Linked DNA regions of Homo sapiens: region 1 is linked to region 2. A link is a loop called in an ENCODE intact Hi-C map of the cell type or tissue named here. Cell type or tissue: heart right ventricle. All regions are shown on one strand. Each heading gives the region's core, and the rest is flanking DNA. Links, peaks and the distances in the headings are about the cores only. Region 1 has its middle 14 kb from the start of LINC02229. Region 2 has its middle 16 kb from the start of MAST4.

Region 1 (4,409 bases), core at 263-4,262, 55 kb after region 2:
GCAAAATATATAAAAGAAAATCAGTATCATCCATAATCCCAGCATCCTGAGAGAGCCATAGAAATAATTTGTTAAATAGTCTCCCATATTTTTGAAGGCACATATGATTACCATTTACTTTTACTTTTAGCAAACTTAAGATTATATTTTATGCCTCTTGTAACTGCTGTTTTTCTATAATTTTGAATCTGAATATAAATTATATGTGACAAGACTGGTTCCTTGAAAAGGCATCTCAAAGTTCAACCTCCTAAAATGTTTGCAAATATTAATTTAATAAATGCCTAGAAGAAGCAATGAAAGCCCTGAGCTGGCCACTGAACAGACATTAATTACACAGCTAGTGGCTATAATATAGGACTTTTTTGTGTAATATACGAGTGTAACAATGATGACAACACATCATTGGGATGAGGGATGTTAGTCAGTCTCTTTTCTCATTCCTGCGGTGGCTCACTGAGATTTCCATAGCCTTTACTTCTTTTACATACTTACTATACTTTCCAATTGGGCTTTATTAGGACTGAATCTACCCAAGGAAGACATGAGTCTCTGACTGCAGGTAATAATAACTAGTACATAGGCATTTATTTCTAAATCAAAGTCATTTTCAGATATTTCCTAACTTTCATTTCAACCTAATTTATTATCCCAACATGCTATGGAACTTGTGAGGAGGTGAGATGAGCGAAAGCTATTTTTAGTCTTACATTACAAGCTAGGAAAATATGGCCCCCCAAAATGCACAGAATTTGTCTAAACCCATTAAATATAAGTTGAAGCGATTTCTTAGTAGGAATTTCTTAATAGGAACTCAACTACCCAGTTACTGCACTGATTCCTCTGTGCTCTTAGCTAACACTAAAGATTTACTAATTCTTTAATGAAAGTGTTCCTGTTCTAAATAATATATTTTCTCTATTTTTCCCTTCCTGACTTTAATATGAATACTTAAAATGACAAATTTGTTTTTAAAAGTTCATCAGCTCCTGCTGCAGACCCCTTGCTGCAAGTGTAATGTTCCTTTACTGTTGGCCTACACATGCTTGGAGTGAGGAACATGGATGTAGGGAAATGAACTTTCTTTTTAAAGCCCTATTTTCTATTTTCCCATGTAACTCTCTCTGTTTCTCTGTCAGAGGTGGTTATTATTTGATTCTTCTAAAATTGGATTCTTACCACAGCCAGAAACCATGGTGGGAAATTATAGTTCCCACTTGTGCTGTTCAGGGTCCACACCAAGGTCATCTGTAGTGGTCTTCCTACTGAATACTGGTCAGAGTGGTATACTGGTAGACTGGCTCTCTGCAGGGTTGGGGAGAGAACCCTAAATTGTAGCATTCACCAATTTTCATAGTGTAAATACTGACCCCAAGACTGATTTCAAGATATTAATATTAATAATATTGATTCAAGCTATTAATACCAGTGGGATATCACTAAACATGGAGTTGGGATGAGATGCATGCAGTTGGCTCAGGTGTGAGCCAGCATCAGTACCTCCTACACAGGAGCTCTTTAGAGTAACATGTTCATCTTTCCCCACTCTGACACTGGGGAGCAAGCCACACATTACAGTTCCCCATATGCCCCTTCAGCAATCTTCTGCTAAATGTACATAAATCTAGGGATTGTCCTGGACCCTGGGTGAGATCTCAGCTTCCCTAAGAACAACCCCTTCCATAAAGTGTGGTCTGAGAATCCATGGCATTAGCCATACTTTAGAGCTTTTCAGAAATGTGGAATCTCAGGTCCTTCCAGATCTAATGAATCCAAATTTGCATTTTAACAACATTCCCAGTTGGAGAGACCTTGAAGTAGTAAATTTTGGTCAATTTCAAAGCTACGATGTGAATTAAGATCCAGAAACAGCACTGGATAGCCCTTCATTCCCCAAGGTAGATATTAAACAGATTCTAAAACTGACCAGAATTTGCAGATGAAAATAAGTCTCCTGAATATAAACAAACTGATTAGGATGAGTAGATGTTAGGCTCCCAAAATTGCTAAAAAAAAAAAAAAAAAAAAAAAAAGTATTTATGAGAAATAAGGAATCTTTTTCCTACCAAGAGCCACAGACTCAGAAAAATTATGCAATCATCAGAGAGCCATTTATTTTGTCTACCGGCTTTAGATAATACATTATATTTAAAATATTCTATTACTTTATTTTAATTAGGAAAAAGGAACGAAAATCATCTCTTTCCATGGTGTTATGTGTAAATTTAGTTTGTTACATCTGACTGATGCATAATATTCCATTGAATACACTTGCCATATTATATTGTTTCAGTCTTTTACTAAAGTACATGTAGAGTGTTTCCTGTGTTTTGCTACCTCAAACAATGCTTCCATAGACATCTGCATACATTACCCCTCTTGGATCAGTGTGAGAGTTATTCTGGTTATACATCCAGGAGTGGGGTAATTAGGGTTGTAGGATATGTACACACTCAGTTTTATTGAATGCTTTCAGATGACTTTCCAGAATGGCTGTACCAATTTACATTCCCACTAGCAGTGTTTAGGAGGTTCCACTTGCTCACTTCCCTTTTTATTTTCTGACTTTTGAATTTTTGCCCATCTGGTGGACATAGAATGCTTTCTCAAGCTTCTTTTCATTTACATTTTTTGATGTCAGACTAACCATCTCCTCATATATTTGCCATTTAGATTTCCCCCTCCTGGAATTGCCTATACTTGTCTTTTGATGCTTTTCTGTGGGATTGTCCATTTTCAGAAGTTTGTTCACTCACTTTTAACAAATTTTTATTGAGCATGTACTGTGTGTCAGGCATTGTTCTAGGTGCTAAGACAATAAATTCAGCAAAACAGATAAAAACCCTTTACCTCATAGAGCTTAGAATTTATTAGGGAAGGGAAAGAACAATGAACAAATAATCATATAATATGATGTTGGGGTTTGATAGGTGTTATGAAGAAAAATAAAGTAAGTTAAAGGAATAGACAGTAAGGAGGCAGCGGTGTTCAGAAACTCAAGGAAGTCTTCTCTGAGGCGGTAATATTTGGGTAGAGACCTGAATAAGGGATTACTCGTATATGCTGTTTATTAACCATTTGTCCATTTTAGATGCCATAAATATCTTTTCGTAGAAGGTTACTCATCTGTAGGCTGGGCGCAGTGGCTCACGCCTGTAATCCCAGCACTTTGGGAGGTGGAGGCGGGCGGATCACGAGGTCAGGAGATCGAGACCATCCTGGCCAACATGGTGAAACCCCGTCTCTACTAAAAATACAAAAATTAGCCGGGTGTGGTGGCACGTGCCTGTAGTCCCAGCTACTCAGGAGGCTGAGGCAGGAGAATGACTTGAACCCGGGAGGCGGAGGTTGCAGTGAGCCAAGATCATGCCACTGCACTCTAGCCTGGACGACGGAGCAAGACTCTGTCTCAAAAAAAAAAAAAAAGAAGGTTACTCATCTGTTAACTCTATTGATGGTTCCTGTTGTTATTCAGAAATCTTTAATATTGATACAAACCCATTAATTTTTGGGGGGGTTTATGCTTTCTTAAGTCTCATTTAAGAGATTCTTAATTTAAGTCACAAAGGCATTCTCTCTCATTTTTTTCATTAACTTTGTGATTTTACTTTTTACATTTGGTTTATATATTCTACTCGATGTGCAAGATCAATTTCAGTTTTTCAGGTGGAAAGCCATTTGTCCCAGGATAATTTATGGACTAACCCCTTCTTTCTAGATTGATTTGGGATGTCACCTCATTATATACCAAGTTTTCGGGGAATTATGAGTCTTTTAATGGGCTTTCTTTTTTGTTTCATTGGGTCATTTGCCTGTTCCTGACAAGCAACACACTTTTGTATTGTACTATCCCTTTATAATATATATCTTAATATCAGGTAGGACTCTGCTTTGAATAATAGATAATTATAAATTTCTGAAAAATGTTTAATTGTCTATAGGAAAGACTATGACTCATTCATCTTTGTGAATCAACTATAGAACTTAGCATACTGTCTTATAGCCAGGAATTGCTCAATAGATGTTTTAAAATTACATAAAATGTATTCTTTAGATATTGCTTTTCACTTGAGGTGTGAGCATTATAAGCAGTTATCAGTTATTGTCCTTTCCATTTGTGGTGCTGAATTGACCTTTTCTGGATTGTGAAAGTGATTTTCTGCTTCTCTCTGCAAGCATAAAAGTTCATTTTGAAATAGAGGCTGATTTTATCATGTAAATTGGAAGGTTTAACATGGGTGGGTGAGAATGGTATAAGAACTTAAAATGCGGCAATCTGTTATTTAACAGTTTATGATTGCTTTGACTTTTGTGAAAAGTTAAGCCTCACACATTCTATTGTGTTTAAAAAATAACTGGAAACTAGCATATATTTCAATATTTGCATTATTTTCTGACTCAATCCCAGT
Region 2 (4,409 bases), core at 314-4,313:
TGATCTAATAGTATTGTGAATGGAAAGATTTAAAAGCAAGACCTAACATCTTGTTGGATCATCTGTGAGTAATGAATACATATTTGTTGACTAACTAGGAAAGGAGCTTCTGTGAGGAAGCTGGCGAGTGTGAGTGAGAAAGAGGCTGACAATTTTCTGTGCAGCGATAATATGGCTGGATTCTAAGGATGGGGAGTGTCTGTTACTGATACCTGATCTCTGACGTACTTAAATATTTTAGGGATGTGTTTATAGTTTTAATTTCCCTCACACAGCTCAGAGTGGGTGGGTACATGATACATCACACTCTAAAAAGCCTGTTACTGCATTTCTAGAGAATCATAATGAACAGTTTTTCTCCTCCTATGAACCACACATTTCCTCTCTTTCTTCCTACATGCAGCACTAAAAGCATTAAGTGAAATTACAGAACATTTTACACAATTTATAAAGTAAATATGTCTTCTAGTTATATTTAGCATTGTCTCTTTTTACCATTTATGGATATTCAGAAGGTAACATTTGCTTATTTAGGAAGGGCAGCAATTACTTTCTCTATCTCAGTCTTTGGCCAGAATATCCTAATGATGACCCCTTTTTTTTCAGACAATCGGGCAAAACCTAAAATTTACTAATATAAAATTAAGAACAATGTGTTTGCTTGAAAATCACATTTTTTAACAATGTTGTTTTCTACTTCTTCTGAATCTTCTAAGACTTTTCTAAGAAATTACCGAGTTAAAAACTTCAGATATGTCCAACAAAAAGACCCCGTAATGCTGTTATCTGCCCCCAAATGATCACTTTCCTATTGTACTTTATGAAACAAAAATGTCCTGGGCTATTTTCTTCAAAATAATCCACTGGGAAATGGAGATTTGGAAGTTATAGGCAAAACACATGGCCATGTGCCAGTAATTGTTGAAGCTCTGTGACAGAACGTTTTCTTAATGAAATAAAGTATATGTGCAAGGATGTCCACAATGGCAATATTTATAACATCAAAAAAGTAGAAACAACTGGATTATTCAATAGTAGGAAAATGGCTTTAAAAAAGGGTCAATAATGGTATATTCAAAAGGTACATATCATGTGGCCGCTAAAACAGACCATCATGTTTTCAATAAATATTTCATGACATGGAACAATGCCCACAGCTTGCCAAGCAAAAAATCTGAGTGACAGTCTATATATACAATATAATCTCAATTTTTAAAAATAAGTTAAAATATAAATGGGATAAAATTCTTCAGACTGGCTCAATTCTAATTTTTATCCTAAGAAAAGAATCAGAAATGCATAGAAAGATTTATGTATACAGATGTTTATTATAGAATTTATTATAATAAAAAAGAAATAATTTGGAAATTGGTCAAATTAATCTGATATCTATTTTGTGGAAAACTATACAGTCATTAAAAGTCATATTTTTGAAAAATATTTAATGAAACTACAAAATGTTTGTAAAAAGAAGTCAAGTTAAATGGCACAATTCCAAACAATATAGCATAGTCCACACATATTAGGAAAGGAATCAAATCTATTTATAGCCTGATAATAAGAAATTAGAAGTTTTTAAATTTGTTTTTAGAAAACAAATGGGGCCAGGCACGGTGGCTCATGCCTGTAATCCCACCACTTTAGGAGGCTGAGGCAGGTGGATCACTTGAGGTCAGGAGTTCGAGACCAGCCTGGTCAACATGGCAAAACCCTATCTCTACTAAAAATACAAAAATTAGCCAGGCATGGTGGCAGGCACTTGTAATCCCAGTACTTGGGAAGCTGAGGCATGAGAATCACTTGAACCCAGGAGGGGAAGTTTTCAGTGAGCCAAGATCGCACCACTGCACTCCAGCCTGGGTGACAGAGCTAGACTCCGTCTCAAAAAAAAAGAAAAGAAAGAAAAAAGAAAACAAATGGAATTTGAAAATGTGCTCTCTTTATCTAGTATCTTGGGAAGGGTGTGTGTGTGTGTGTGTGTGTGTGTGTGTGTGTGTGTGTGTGTGTTTCCACAATGGATTTTCTAGGTCAGAAACTAAACTCCGTTACCACTGATAATGACTGTTCATTCCAGGCTGGGTGTGTTTGGAAACTCGCCCTCCAAATCATGAGCTCACAGTCTTCTATCATGCCTTCTAGCTCACTCTTCATTCCAATGTGCAGAGATAGCTCTAGTTGCTCTGGTTACTAGTTTTAAAAAGGTACCAACACAACAATTTATAGGGAGAATGAAATCTCTGAAGCTAGAATCACAAAATACTGATTCTATTATTTGAAAATGAAACAGTAACAACTTTTTCCCCTAAATTGTATAGGCATAGATTATTTAAGGTTTAATTTCCTTCTTTTTATAGATACTGTTAACTATGATGTATGAGTCATTTATTTTTATATTTATATGCAACACTGAACACTTGTTCAGATGCCACAAATGACAAAGGCAAAATAAAATGATGGAATGGGATAAAGATAGATACATCTCAGGAGGAATAAACTGTACTTGTACCCTTTAAATTTATACAAATAAAAAAGAAAGAAAGAAAAGAAAAGACATTTGGATAAAATAAAACTGACCCACTGACAGTGGGAGCCTTCCTTGAAGGAGGTCACTAACTCCACCCTCCTTAGAATGTTCATTTTGAGGGGAAGCGCTCCCAGGAAATTGAAGCCCAGTCTTCCTCTAGACTTCAGCTCTCCATTCCCCAGCCTCTCAAACTCCACAGGCTTGCAGGTAACCTCAAAGATTAATCAATAGAAGGAAGCAGGGGATCTGCATAATATGTCTGCATGAGCCCAGCAAGTCCTAGGAAGTACAAGGCAGAATTGCTTGGTTCCTTGGGGAAGCTCAGCAGTCTTGGGACAGCTGGAACTATGCTTGGTCTGTAGAATCGAGCAACCCGCTGTGATCTTATCCAATTCCACTCCATAGGCTCCAAGTGCACATACCTGCTTCTGAATTGGCTGCTGCAGTTGTGAATTATTACGGTCTCTACAATCTAGATATATAATATCATCGAGTAGAGAAAGAGACTGTGTGGGTGTGTGGATGGGGCAGCTCGGGCTGTCTTTTCCTCTCAGAGTAGCAATCTTAGCAAATGCATTGGGCTTTTTATGTCATACTCTTCAAGAATTATCAAGTATATTGCTAATGCTTTTTTGGAAGACAGTATCAAAGCCCTTAAAATAAAAACAAAAATTTATAAATTTGACCTAGCAAATGCTTTTCTAGAAAATTATGCTAAGGAAGTAATTAGTACACAATATTTATATACAAGGGTATTCATCAAAGTGATGGTATTATTGATCCATTAACTACTATAATGCAGTCATATTTATTAACTTAGAAGGAAGTCTAAATTCTGTTAAATGAAAACTTTAGGCTATAAACAGGATCTATGATATAATCCCAACAGATTTAAACATATACATAGCAAAGACTCTAGAAGGTTCCACACCAAAATATTAGCAATATTTATCTCTGGCAGAGGCATTATGGGTAAATATTACTCTCTTCTTTACATTTCCATGTGTTGACTAAACAAAGCATAAAATAAGGCAAGTAAAAAGAAATCCATCCCTACCTTCTAGAACACAAGATTTTTATTAAAATGATAATTCAAACAGCCTAATATCCCATTTTCTGTGTAACATCCTATTTGCGCCTGTATTGGGATGCATTATGGTCCTGTGTTTAAGTTTAAGCTAAGCAGTGGGAATACAGATATTACATACTTTATTCTCCAATTTACTGGCTCTGGCAAGTCAGGAAATCATTCTGACTACAAGTTGAATAAAATCAGCCCAAATAGAACTAGCATCTTATCTCCATGCTGTCCGAATATGCCCATAATCTTCCGACTGCAATCTGGAAACCTCATGGATGAACAGTTCTGTTCATCAAAGATTATCATTCAGGGATTAAAAATACATGGCATGGCTACCACCACTACCTCCTCTCACAACCATGGCAGACATCATTAATCACACTTTGTCCTATGAACCCAGATGTGGCCTCAAAATCCTTTCTAACACAGCTGTGCTGCAGGCAGCTCGTATCAATCATTTATTATTTCAACGCAGGTTGAAATCTATTAGCCATATCTGCTCTGATTACTCTGGCTGGAACACTATTATTCCTGTGGCTGGTTCCCAGGACTATAGAGTTGAAGAGCATGACCACTTTCTTTCTTTAATGATCTCTCTTCCCCTTAAAATGTATCGAACATATAAAGGGGTTGCTGACATAAGGCTTACTCTCAGGAGCCCAGCAGCATGTTTTTAAAAACCCCCTACCTTCAGTCCTGAACTAAATAAAAGAACCATCTCTTTTCAAGATCTTCAAAAATTAAGTGATAGAAATTTGAACTCTCTCCTCCTTATGTTAACTGTGTTTATATAACACACAAAAT

The links. A loop is a pair of places that touch in the nucleus more often than their neighbours do. Peaks named below come from ENCODE experiments on the same cell type or tissue, not always from the same donor. Only the 100,000 strongest peaks of a DNase experiment are listed, where the experiment ranks them.
Region 1: a loop joins it to region 2, with 1.9 times the contacts of the local background. A loop is called at or near these places in 1 of 110 quality-filtered maps.

The regions. Positions count from the first base shown.
Region 1 is chr5:66,522,972-66,527,380 of GRCh38, reverse strand. No RefSeq gene overlaps it. Among named protein-coding and RNA genes, the nearest start is that of LINC02229, 14 kb to the right of the region's middle. In heart right ventricle, for the core only: no CTCF peak of the experiment used is centred there; no DNase peak of the experiment used is centred there.
Region 2 is chr5:66,578,481-66,582,889 of GRCh38, reverse strand. No RefSeq gene overlaps it. Among named protein-coding and RNA genes, the nearest start is that of MAST4, 16 kb to the left of the region's middle. In heart right ventricle, for the core only: no CTCF peak of the experiment used is centred there; a DNase peak (open chromatin) is centred at 2,069; H3K27ac peaks cover 2,086 bases.